Linked DNA regions of Mus musculus: region 2 is linked to region 1. Evidence: chromatin contacts called from ENCODE Hi-C data. All regions are on one chromosome and are shown on one strand. The core of a region is the stretch at or near the end of the contact, and the rest is flanking DNA. Distances in the headings are between cores, read along the strand shown. Region 1 has its middle 21 kb from the start of Rpp21. Region 2 holds the start of Capn11 (calpain 11).

Region 1 (6,204 bases), core at 1,442-3,941:
GGGAAGGGGGAAGAGAAGAGCCCAAGAGAGCGAGAGAGAAGCAAGCAGGAAGCAAGAGTAAGAACAACATTATAATCTTATACAAGTTACTAGTTTATTGTAAACTGTATTTAATCATTTGTAGATACACAAATAATTTGTCACCTTATAAATGATCCAGTTCTTTAATGTGCTCAGAATTATATTTGTGCTCACGCTAAGAATAGGTGTAATTCATTGAGAGACAAAGTTGCAGAGAGATCAATTTACATCTCCCTGTCATAGTCTTCTGTATATGCTGTCAAAGTGAAGCCTGAAGAAAGTAACTGAAAACAAGTAACCTCAAAGTTTGTTAAACATAAAATAATTTTCAAGGGGCTGGTGAGATGGCTCAGTGGGTAAGAGCACCTGACTGCTCTTCCGAAGGTCCGAAGTTCAAATCCCAGCAACCACATGGTGGCTCACAACCATCTGTAACAAGATCTGATGCCCTCTTCTGGAGTGTCTGAAGACAGCTACAGTGTACTTACATATAGTAAATAAATAAATCTTTTTAAAAAAATTTTCAAAATTGGATGTGTAAAAAACTGATTATGCAGGCTGGAGAAATAGCTCAGCAGTCAAGAGCTCTGATGGCTCTTTCAGAGGTCCTGAGTTCAATTCGCAGCAATCACATGGTGGCTTACAACCATCTGTAATGGGATAATGGGAACTGATGCCATTTTCTGGTGTGTCTGAAGAGAATGACAGCATAATCACGTACATTTAATTAATTAATTAATTAATTAATTAATTAATACTGTTAAAAAATCTGGTTATGCCAAATGGTGGCAGCACACACTTTTAATCTTAGCACATGGAAAGCAGAAGCAGGTAGATTTCTGAGTTTAGGCCAACCTGGTCTACAGAGCAAGTTCCACAACACCAGGGCTACATAGAGAAACTGTCTCTAAAGACAAAACAAAAATAAGGAAGCAAGCACACACACACACTCACATACAAACTGGTTATGAGAAATAGAATACTTGAGTAAACTAGATTAAATGTGCAATACACTTGCATGGCAGGATGTCTCCGGGTCCAAGTAGTTCCCTTGGATGGAGCACAGTCACACCGAAGTAAGTTGTGTGCTAGCCTCATTACAGGTTGCATGGGGACTGCAACCTGCTGCTTCTGCCTCTGGCTGTGTAGACCTGACTAGGAAAACACTCCTTATCTACATGGAAGATGAGTTCCTCCTGATGTCTCACTTGTCGGGGATGGATTCCCTTGCCCTATGGAAGATTTCAAAGTCTGCACCCACATCCTAAATGTCTCGAACAACAGAGATGCAGATAGCAATTACTTTTCACTCTGTGCCTCCCAAACTGGCAGACATATGAGGGTGCTATGAACAAGGGAACCTTGTACATAGCCTACCACCTGACTGGGTATGGGACCTGCATGTTAGTTCATTTGGCCACGCCATTTCTCATGGCATTCAATTCTTCCACTTAATAAAAGCAAATTCCAAGGTTCATACCTCAACTGTCCATGTTCAAAGGAAGCTTTCAGATAAGCTGCCTTCACATTCAACACCTTTGGAAAGCTCTTCTGCATACAATCTTATGAAAAATGACTTCAGTAGGACTCTAACTTAATGCTTTTATTGATTATTTGAAAATTTCACATGATGTATCCCAATCCCATTCACATCCCAGTCCCCCAAGTTGGCCCTCCCTTATACTCTCCCCCCCCCCCACACCAAAAAAGGAAAAATACCAAGTTTAATTCGTGTTGCCCATATACTTACTGAAGCGTTGTCAAACTCCCAGTGGCCAGCCTCTTAAAGATACCTGGTTCCTTCCTCACCCCGCCCCTGACAGAAGCCATCAGCTGTGTCAGGTCAGCATCCTTATCACAATTTTTAAAAGTTCTCTTCAGTGGCTTTTCTTTTTCTTTTTCTTTTTCTTTTCTTTCTTTCTTTTTCTTTTTCTTTTCTTTTCTTTTCCTTTTCTTCCTTCCTTCCTTCCTTCCTTCCTTCCTTCCTTCCTTCCTTCCTTCCTCCCTCCCTCCCTCCCTCCCTCCCTCCCTCCCTCTCTCTCTCTCTCTTTCTTTCTTTCTCTGTGGGCGATAAGGAAGAGGTTCTCACAGAAGCGTTCTATGTCTCTCATTCTCAGACTGAAATCATACATACCCTGGCCTTTATAGTCAGCAGCACGCCCTTAGGGCTTCAGCCTGGCAGTTTCTGGCTTCAGTATGGACCACAGTGTGGCACTCAGCAGCACGCATTTGGGACTTCCGCGGTTGCGGGCACTAGTTATAAAGTCCACCCAGATCCGCAGGAATCAAACCCGCCCTTAAAGTCTAGATCTGCCTGATGGCGCTCTGCGGGTTTCTCCTATGGCTGGCAGGCGTTCTAGCCCCCGCCACAGTCCTGAGCTGGTGACTGCGGTGTCCTGAGGGAATTGGCCTCTGCGGGGAGGAGCGGGTGGGTGGAGTGGGGCTCCACTGGGGAAGCCCCGCCCCTGCATCGCCAGCTGAACCTTCCGTCTCTTCTCCACCCGGGTCCCAAACCCTAAGCCCTGCTCCCCTCCTGGCCAGAGCACCGTCCTGGAGTCCTGGGAGGACGTCGGAGTTTCACCGCCCGCCATCCACAGGCTCACACTAGCTGTGGTATTCCCTCATCGCCGCCTCCGGACCCGCCTGGGCCTCAGGGAGCCCGGTATCATGGAACTCAGTTTAGTGAACCACAAGGAATTCCTGCCATTTGATAAAAATGCCCTGGCCCCAAGCCATGTGGCTAGAGCAGGAGGGGATGGAGTACCAAGAGCAAGAGACACAGAGAGCCAAGAATGAGGAGCAGATTTTCCAAGTGAACCCTGCTCTTAGCTACTACAACCAGCCCTTTATAGTAAGCAGCACGCATTTTGGACTTCTACAAGGCTTCTGGCTCAGCATGGACCACAGCATCTCAGTCTGTCCTAAGTTTTATCTTCTCCCCTAAAGATTTATTTATTTTATGTATATGAGTACATTGTACATTGTAGCTGTCTTCAGACCAGAAGAGGGCATCAGATTCCATTACGAATGGTTGTGAGCCATGTGGTTGCTGAGATTTGAACTCAGGACCATAGGAACAGTGGTCAGTGCTCTTAACCACTGAGCCATCTCTCCAGCCCCCGTGAGTTCACATTTTTAAAGCATCTTTCCAGGGATCGGCTCTTCTCTGATATTTCCAGGAAGACTTCAGGCTCTGCTGATTCCTCTGCTGCCTCCTCCGCCTGGGAGCCTCCATGGAACTCTCAGGCTCCTCAGAGCTACTCCTCAGGCTGCAGGCAGGAAAAGTTTGGGTGGACCTACTTGAAGCTCAGGATCTGAGCCCAAGTTAATTTGTCAAAGAGATGGTGGCTCCCTTTACAAAGCTCCTATGTGCTTGTTCCTTATGCAGGAGTCTGATGGAAACAACCTGCTACTTACAGTTTCCTTAACCCACTACTATCCAGATGTTGGCAGCACACACTTTTAATCTCAGCACTTGGAAAGCAGAAGCAGGTAGATTTCTGAGTTTAGGCCAACCTGGTCTACAGAGCAAGTTCCACAACACCCAGGGCTACATAGAGAAACTGTCTCTAAAAACAAAACAAAAATACCATGACTCTGGTACATGGTCCAGCCAGTTCTACAATTGCATTTGACCTTATGTTAACTTCATATTTAACCACTTATTGATTTGTATTAATCTTAATGTAAATTTTGTTCTTGTTAACTTTGTCTCTTAATGTTTCTGACACGGTTGTACAGTTATCACCACCTGACTCATGTTCTGTATCTTCACCATCTATTAGGTTATTTTGTGTCCCCATAGATGGACCCCCTACTGAGGTACACGAACTACTTCTTCTACATAGTGGGTTTTGTCATCTTGAAAGAGTTACAGCCTGCCTCAGTCCCTGACTGGAGATCTCTGAAAGGGAGCCATACACATCAAATAATAAAAACAATATAGAGAGCCATCAAGAAAGGCAGTCGCTCTAACACGGGAGGACCTGAGTTTGATCCCAGGGATCCACAGGTAAGAAGACGCAGGTCTCTTGAAATTTATTCTGAGGCTGTCACAGTACTTGGCGGAATACATGAACACACACACAAACACACACTCCCTACACACAAACATATCACCACTACCACCAGGACCATCACCAACACAAACAAACAAAGACACAAAGCACACCAGCTTTTGTTCCACATGTGACTTTTTTTTTTTGGGGGGGGGGGGGGGGTTTGAGACAGGATTTTTCTGTATTGCCCTGGCTGTCCTGGAACTCACTTTGTAGACCAGGCTGACCTCGAACTCAGAAATCCCCCTGCCTCTGTGTTGTGTCCGGCCAGCAGACCACAACCTGGGTTCTAGCCTGGAAAGGCATTTTGGAAACCTGGAAGAGAAGAGGGGCTAGGTGGCGAGAGAAAGAAATGTAGCCAAGACAGTTATTCTGATCAAAGCTCAAATTTTACTGTTGTGACACTCAGTTATGAAGGAAGGGGGAGGGGACCCGATTCCCGCCGAATAATCTCAGATCCAGTAGTAGGGTGAGCACGTGATGGCTTCAGAACAGCAAAGCAGCAGGTTTCAGCAGTGGGCGTGGCAGAGAGAATGAGCAGGAAGCTCCACCCCTGAGCAAGCAGGTTTCAGGCTGGGGGAGGGGAGACTACACCTCTGCCTCCCGAGTGCTGGGATTAAAGGCATGTGCCACCACGCCCGGCTCAACATGTGATTTTTATGCCCATTTTGGGATAAAGAGTGGTGTGACCACATCCCCAGGTCCCTCACCCACCCTCCCACCCCACCCACCCCATGAATTAACAGTCAGGAGTAGTGTGGGCACAGAAAGGAGTCTGGCTGTAGCTGAGTGCAAAGACAAAAAAGTTCTCAGAAGGATGGCTTGTGGCAAAGTCCTATCCCCAGGAAAGACCCACAGCCTCACTGCCCCAGGCCAACCTGACAACAGTCTGCCCTTTATCCACTCCCTTCCTACCCTTCAGTTCCCTTGACTGTCATATTGGTGAGGAGGACTTGGGACTGAGTAGAGTAAGAGCTGCAGGCCCAGAGACTTTCCCACAAGTAGCCTACATGTTTTTCCCTGCCCCACAATAAACAGCTTTCTTCAACTGCTTATTCTGACTGAGAGGGTGGAGATTTCTTCACTGCTGCCTGTTGCCCTTGAAGTTGGTCCTGACCTCTAGTGAACTGAGAAAAAAAAAATGGAACAAGAATTTTTGGGCAGTGTCAGCACTAGGTGAGCATTAAACTCTAGAGTTAGTATCTCAGTGCTAAAGCAGTGTTTTGTTTTATTTTCTAAGTTCCTTAAAAGTTGTGTGTCAGCTTTCCCACATAAGATACAGGGGTTTCTCTGGTGACTGAACTGACTTGTGAAGGCTGACTTGGCTCACCTTTCCACCTCTCTGGAACCAGGACAGACAAAAGGTTGAAGGGAAGGGGTAACCCCACCACGACCCTGCTATGTGGTTCAACTGGACCCCTCTCCTATGTGTGTATTAAGAGCTTGTGTACACCATGCTGGGAACACAAAGCAGAGACTGGGTTTGCGCCAAGGAGAGAAACCTTGCATCCCTTGGAGGGTCTCAGACCTCAGCCCTGACCACAAGCTTTTGCTCCACCTTCCTTTTCTGACCTTAAGGAGCAGAGTGTCCCTGGCTAGGAGGTGTGACCACACCCTCCTCATCCCTCACTCACCTACTCCACTCATTGACTGTCAGGAGTTCTATGTGGCATGAAAATCAGTCTGGCAGGAGAACAGGGAAAGGCTTTGATTCACTGCTTAAACTGGACTATTCCATGGGTGATTTTTACTGTGTCACTATTTCACTGCAGAGCAGCTGGCTGTTTCTGCTGTGATCCCAGGCAGAGCAGAGGTTCAGGATCTCAGATGCTTTGAATAGGACTTATAGAATAGTGAGAGAAGTTCTGGAAACTTGGTAAATACAGAGGGAGGGGGAGGGGCGCCGGCAAAAAGAGAGGAGGAGGACTGAGGACCCTAACTTTGTATCCTTCAGAGCTTAAAGCAGGAATAGAAAGTGGAATGTGGAAATGTCAGCCTAGGAAAAGACAAAAGTTTTCAGGCTGACCAAGCCCCTCTGCTCCCATCCACTCTGCTCTTCTGTATTCTGCTTCCCTCCATTCTCTCCCCTCCATTCTGCTCCCATCCACTCTCCCTATTCTCTGCC
Region 2 (6,458 bases), core at 3,595-6,094, 9.4 Mb before region 1:
GCACGCACGCACGCACGCACGCACCCACCAAAGATACCTGAGACGGTCTCTAAAGCTGATCAGGAAGGAGTCTGAGGCTCTCTCTATTGTGGGAAAACCAGAGAGTCGGAAAACTTACCCAGTTTGTTGGGGCTTACATCCCTGGAGATCTCTTGAGAGTGCCATTGAAATTTTCTGTGGAAGTCTCAGCTCTCAGCAATTATTTGCTGCACATGCTGGTGGCCTTTTGTGGCCTTGAACTCGTTTTTTCAGGGCATGCCATCTCTAGGTAGGTCTCTGGGCTGGCTTTATTATTTTGATATTCTGGGGTTCATACTGTGGAAAGACTAGGGCACGGGTATTTGGGGGGGCCGTCTAAGCTGGGTGTGTACATGTAGAGGAGGTCACAGAGGGTAAGAGCATGGGGTGCTGTCATGCTAGCAGTGGGCAGACAGCCACCAGGTCACCCCAAGGGTGCAGTGCTGGAGCACCTGCTGCCCTTAGGTGTGTGTTCCTGCCCGACAACGGCGCTTTCTTCGTGAACTACGTCATTGCCTCAGCCTTTATCGGTAACGCCATGGACCTGCTGCGCATCCCAGGCCTACTCATGTACATGATCCGGCTCTGCCTGGCGCGCTCCGCCGCTGAAAGACGCAACGTGAAGCGGGTATGGCCGCCTAGGGCAGCGGCAACACGCACAGCGCCCTCTGGTGGCCTAACCAGAAACAGCAACAGTCAGGCTCGGGTGGTGGGCATAAGGATACTGGGACTTAGGGACATTAGTTCCCATCTGAAGCCTCAGCTTTCCCACATATATAGCGATGGGTGGACATAGGTGATTAAGAGGTCCTTGAGTTCTGAGAGCATAGTGTTATGTACTTGGAGTTGGGAGAGATGTAGCTCCCTTGATCTAGGGTCCTTCTGCCCTCATTCCACAAGAGGGCGCTGGAGAACCTGTCCCCTAGTTCACTCAACTTTTGCCCCCACCTGCCCATGTCCCATCACTGCCCTGCCTGGCCTCCCTTTCAGCCACAGCCCCCTCCTCCCACCTGCTTTGCTGTCCCCGCACTACCCCCACATTAGGTCCCTCACTCCCGATGGCTCCATCCCCAGCCCTAGAGTTCCTGGCCACCTCCTGCCTGCCCTGCATCCCTGCAACCTGTCCCCTCCACCCTGAGCCACCCTCCTGCCCATGTCCCCCCCAGCATCAGGCCTACGAGTTCCAGTTTGGCGCAGCCTACGCTTGGATGATGTGCGTCTTCACGGTGGTCATGACCTACAGTATCACCTGCCCCATCATCGTGCCCTTCGGTAGGCACCGCCGCGCCGGGACCTGGGCCCTGCTCGGGGGAACCCAGGGCCTAACCCGCTCCACTCTAGTAAGGCAGGCCACCCTGATTGGACAGGGCCCCGGCTGGGAGACCGGCCCCTCGGGCCTCCCGCCTGGTTCCTGGCTCAGTCTAGGGCCAGGCCTTGGGGGAGAAGGGGAGAGCAGTCCTATCAAGGTTTGGCCCACCTGACATGCCTGGTCTCTGGTCAGGCCACCCACCTCAGCAATATTTCCTGGTATTGAGGCCTTTCTTCGGGTATACATGAACATATCTCCCTCTGAGTTATTAGGCACATATACACACAGTCCAGTACCCAAAATCCACACTTGTACACAGATTTCAAAATTCAAGAAAACCCCTTGGATTCCAGAGTGGGCTAGGTAGGTCTCGGACATGTCCCAATGCAGGCAAGCCATGTAACTTGGGCAGGTCTCTCTTCCACTTAGAAGGTGTTCAGCTAAGTTTCTCGTCGACCATGATCCCTCAGTAGAGCCTCTACCTTCCCCCAGTAGCATCCTGACTCCCTACCCACCCTCTGTGGCTGTTGAAGGCTCCAGACTCTTAAACTAACCTCCTTGCCCTTGTTTAAGGCCCCCTTGGCTTTGGGGAGTAGAACCTGCCCTTTAGTTTACACCCAACTATTTAGGAACAGGGGTAGAAAAAAAGTAAGATGGGTTTCAAAGGCTTCTTGTTCATCTAAATAAATGGCTCTCTGGTGGTCGTCATGGGGGAAGGGGAGACGAAGGGGAGGCTGCCGGGGTGAAGGGACTGACATGGGAGAAGCTGCAGCTTTCAGTTCCGGCAGGACAGGGAGCAGGGACCAGCCCTTCAGCCATCTCAAGGCCAGGTACAGCCTGTGGTCCACACGCAAGGGCTGTGGGCGCTGGTTCCGAGGTCAGGGCCGTTGGCTTTCCCCAGGGCTCATGTACATGCTGCTGAAGCACCTGGTAGACAGGTACAATCTCTACTACGCCTACTTGCCGGCCAAACTGGACAAGAAGATCCACTCGGGGGCTGTGAACCAGGTGGTGGCTGCGCCCATCCTCTGCCTCTTCTGGTTGCTCTTCTTCTCCACCATGCGCACGGGTGAGGGCCACCATCCCGCCTGGGACCAGTGTCAGGGACAGAAGAGCCTCATGGTAGAGAATGCCAAGGGTCTCAGTGAGGTTGTGTGGGTGGGATGAAGGAGTCAGAGGTAGTGAGCCCCTTGGAGGAGGCGGCGGGAGCCCCGTGGTGGAGGAGGCGATAACCGCTTTGTCCCTCCCTACCCCAGGTTTCCTAGCCCCCACGTCTATGTTCACCTTCGTTGTTCTGGTAATCACCATCGTCATCTGTCTCTGCCACGTCTGCTTTGGACACTTCAAATACCTCAGTGCCCACAACTACAAGGTATGGGGCAGGAGAAAAGTGGTGGAGTACGGCCGAGAGCGAACGTTTTCTGTGGGGGTGACATACAGGTCCAAGGTGGGGCGAGGGTGTTGGGGCACGATCGGGGCTAAAAACAGGAATATTTCCTCCCCTCACCATGGACCCCTTAAGATTGAACACACAGAGACAGATGCCGTGAGCTCCAGAAGTAATGGACGGCCCCCCACTGCTGGCGCTGTCCCCAAATCTGCGGTGAGTGTCTTACTACACAGCCTAGGGTCAGGGGGGAGGGCAGTGGGAAGGCTTTGACCTGCAGACTCAATCCCAGTAGTCCTCCACAAAAGCCAGCCTGTTCCTGATCTCACGGCAGTGAATGCCAGAACTACTCCTACCCTGGGGCACTGCCCACTACATTGCTGGCAGGTCCTACCTGCTCCCACCTACCCACCCATAATGGACAGCTAGTCACCTTACCCCTATTCCTTTCCCTTCAGAAATACATCGCTCAGGTGCTGCAGGACTCAGAGGGGGACGGGGACGGAGATGGGGCTCCTGGGAGCTCAGGCGATGAGCCCCCATCGTCCTCCTCCCAAGACGAGGAGTTGCTGATGCCTCCTGATGGCCTCACGGACACAGACTTCCAGTCATGCGAGGACAGCCTCATAGAGAATGAGATTCACCAGTAAGGGGAGGGAGGGGCCCTGGAGGCCACGCCCTGCCCCTCCCCCCACCCTCACGGACACTAAAAAAAAAAAACGCTAATAATTTATTAGAACTAAAGCCCCCTCCTCCTACCCCATCCCCTGCTTTCATTAAGGTATTTAAACCTGGGGATTTCACCACTCTCTCCCACCATGGAGGGAGAGAGGGAGCCCCCCCAACCTCAGTGAGGACAGCCCCGAGCAGGCCCCGGGGCAAAGAGGGGTGTGGAGGGAATACCCCCAGATCAGCCTCACCACCCAGTAGTGTGGCCAGGAAAGGGTTAATGAGAGCCAAGGTGGGTACCTGGAACCATGGCTGGAGGCCTGGGGAAAGCAAGATCAGGAGTTGTCACCCAGTCTCTTTCCTCCCCTTCACTGCCCCTGGATCTGGGCCTCCAGGGACTTGGAACCTGCAGCCCTCTGGGATGCAGGAGAAGGGAGGGGTGCACAGTGTGGGGGAAGAGTCAGGCCCGAGCCAGGGGTTGACCCCGGGGGGAGGGGGGCATGGCTGACACTGGAAAATGGGGTTTTTGCACTGGGTTTGTTGGTTTTTTGTTTTTGTTTTTGTTTTCATTTAAAATAAAAACAAAAGCTGTGAGTTTGCTTCTGGTTGGCAGTCCCTCCCTGGAACCCCATTCTCTGTCCTCCAGGAGGACCTATTTGCCACCCCCAGCTTCTGCTTTGTCAAGGAGGGGTCATCAGGAAAAGGCTCTGGGCTAGGGGTCAACAGAGTGAGCTCCAGGACAGCCAGGGCTACACAGAGAAATCCTGCCCTCGAGAAACCAAAAAAAAAAAGCATTTGTCAAAATGTGAGTTCAAGCCCTGAGACCCACGGTGGGAGAAGAGAACGGGCTCTGAAAAGTTGTCCTCTGATTCTCACATGTACCCCTGGCAAATCGGTTTCTACTCACACAGGAGGAAGGGGAAGCAGAGGAGGGGGAGGAGGTAATTTATGTCCATAATCTCAGCACTTGGAAGGTAGAGACAAGGAGGACCAGGAGCCCAAGGCCTTAGCTATGGAGCAAGTTTGAAGATAGCCTGGGATACATGTTCTCAAAAAAAAAAAAAAAAGTGTGGGTAAGAAGTGAAGCTGTAACCAGGGAAGATGTGAGATGGCGGCTTTTTTGTAACTAGGAAGCTTTTCAGGATAGAAGTGCAGGCTGAGGGTATAGAAGTAATTACTTCTAGAAATCATAGATTGAAAGGGAGGGACTTGCCCCAGATGGCAGCCCCGGTTGGGTGCTTGTCCCCCTGTCCCAGTAAGGACAGGCCTGGATTCTGGCAGATCAGATGGGCCAGAGCAAAAGAGCCAAAGGAGAAAGAGAGACAGGCAACAGCTAAACCACCTTGCCCCTGACTAAAGACCCCCAAACTCCCTGCATTGGAGAGTTCTGGGCGGGGGAGGGGTGGTCTCTGCTCCTCGCTCCCCCCCACCCCCCAAGAACCTTCAACTGTCAAGGACTGTGCTAGGTGCTAGCTGTTCTAGGTGTTCATCTGATAGATAGCCTTCAGGATGCTGAACTACTCAGGTAAGGCACTCACGGGGCCTGTCCCTCCTATAGATTCCCCTGCAGGGATGGGGCCTGGTCCCCCTGAGGCCTCAGACTGGGGTCTCTCTTATCAGACTGGCTGCTCTGAGAGTAAAATGCTGATTTCTTTATCAGGCTGTTAGGGAAAGAATAAGCAGTTGGCTTTTCTCCTTTATTTCACTGAAGTGTTGGCGTGGGTTGGGATGGCCCATACCCCTCCGTCATAGCTGTCTGGGGAAGGCTCTGTGTTAAAGCCCATCGGCCATTAAAGATATGGTAAACCTTAGGAAATGGAGAAAAATCTCTCTCAAGCCTAGAAAAGCAGCCTTCTTAGTCCTGAGATATCAGGTCCTAAGAAACAGAGCAAGCCCCTTGAATAGAGTCCAGCTACCTCACAACCAGAGGGGATGGGCTGGAAGCAGTGCAGGGAAGAGCAGCTGAGAAGCTGGTGGGGACAGGGTGGGGGCCGGCTAACTTCAGCAGCAGAGGAGGAGTGTGGCCCAGCTCTGACCCTCACCCTCAGCCTGAGAGGGGAGGAAGCCAGGCCACTCTGAGGACAAAGGCCCCTAGACTCTCTGCCTCCTAGCTTCTGTGACAGGCTAGTAACTTGACCCCTGAATGTTTTTAGGCTTGAAGGAGACCCCAAACCTCTGAAGTTTTCTGAGACAGTATCTCAGTTTCCTCCGAGTTCTGGAGATCCAGCTATCCATTGATTCCCAGAGTGTAATGTAATAATAGTTTTAAGAATCACTGGGAGTGGGCCTGAGAGATGGCTCAGCAGTTAGGAGCCCACATCGCCCTTGCAGAGGACCCAAGTTGGGTGCCCAGCACCGGTGTTGGGTGGCTAACTACTGCCTCTTAACTCCAGCTCCCAGGAGATGCAATACCTCTACACTCCGTGGGCATTTGCACTCAAGTACTCATAGACATAATTAAAAAGACATCTTTTTAATCACGGAAAGTAGGGATCAGGGTGTAATTAAGTTGGTAGAGAGAGAGAGAGAGAGTACTGCATGCATAAGACCCTGAGTTCTGTCCCCAGGACCATATAAAACTAGTGGGAAGACAGACTTGTCATCTGAGCACACAGGACACAGAAGCAGAAAGGTCTGGAGTACAAGATCTCCTCAGCTACATAGGGAGTTTGAAGCTAGCCTAACTCTACATGAGACCCTGTCTGAAAACCAAAAAAAAAAAAAAAAACAAAAGCAAAAAACACAGTATTCATATTCAGTGTTCTTACCACAACAAAGAGTATGTGAAGTGTTTGAAATAAAGCATCATCTATTAACAAATAAAGAGACATAGGGGATTAGGGAGTAGAACTCTTAATTTTTTTGATTTAGAGACTAGCTTTCACCATGAGGCTTAGGCCTCAGAAACAGGATCCTCGTCAGCCAGGCAGAGGTGCTTGCCACAGAGCCTGATGACCTGTGTTCTGTCCCCAAGATCCACAGGGTGGAAGGAGAGAACCCACACCTGCAGGGTGTCACCTGATCTCCAGACATATGCTCTGGTACATGCATGCACACATACAAATGAAACAAATA

Evidence for each region. A loop is a pair of places that touch in the nucleus more often than their neighbours do.
Region 2: a map of T-helper 17 cell shows a loop between it and region 1 (6-fold over the local background). The contact joins the promoter of Capn11 here to the enhancer-like site in region 1. A Hi-C loop is called at or near these places in 3 of 37 maps with a recorded cell type or tissue (T-helper 17 cell and T-helper 2 cell).

The regions. Positions count from the first base shown.
Region 1 is chr17:36,233,903-36,240,106 of GRCm38, reverse strand. No RefSeq gene overlaps it. Among named protein-coding and RNA genes, the nearest start is that of Rpp21, 21 kb to the left of the region's middle. Within about 2 kb of position 2,691, at least 1 of the 3 ENCODE cell types and tissues checked has a DNase peak (open chromatin) inside an H3K27ac peak, as active enhancers do.
Region 2 is chr17:45,657,695-45,664,152 of GRCm38, reverse strand. It overlaps Capn11 (calpain 11), which reads left to right and starts at 4,844. Exons shown (of 22, transcript NM_001013767.2): 1 at 4,844-4,908. The coding sequence starts at 4,893. Tmem63b (transmembrane protein 63b) reads left to right here. Exons shown (of 24, transcript NM_198167.3): 19 at 484-646; 20 at 1,185-1,290; 21 at 2,229-2,396; 22 at 2,584-2,699; 23 at 2,850-2,930; 24 at 3,173-3,976. The coding sequence ends at 3,364.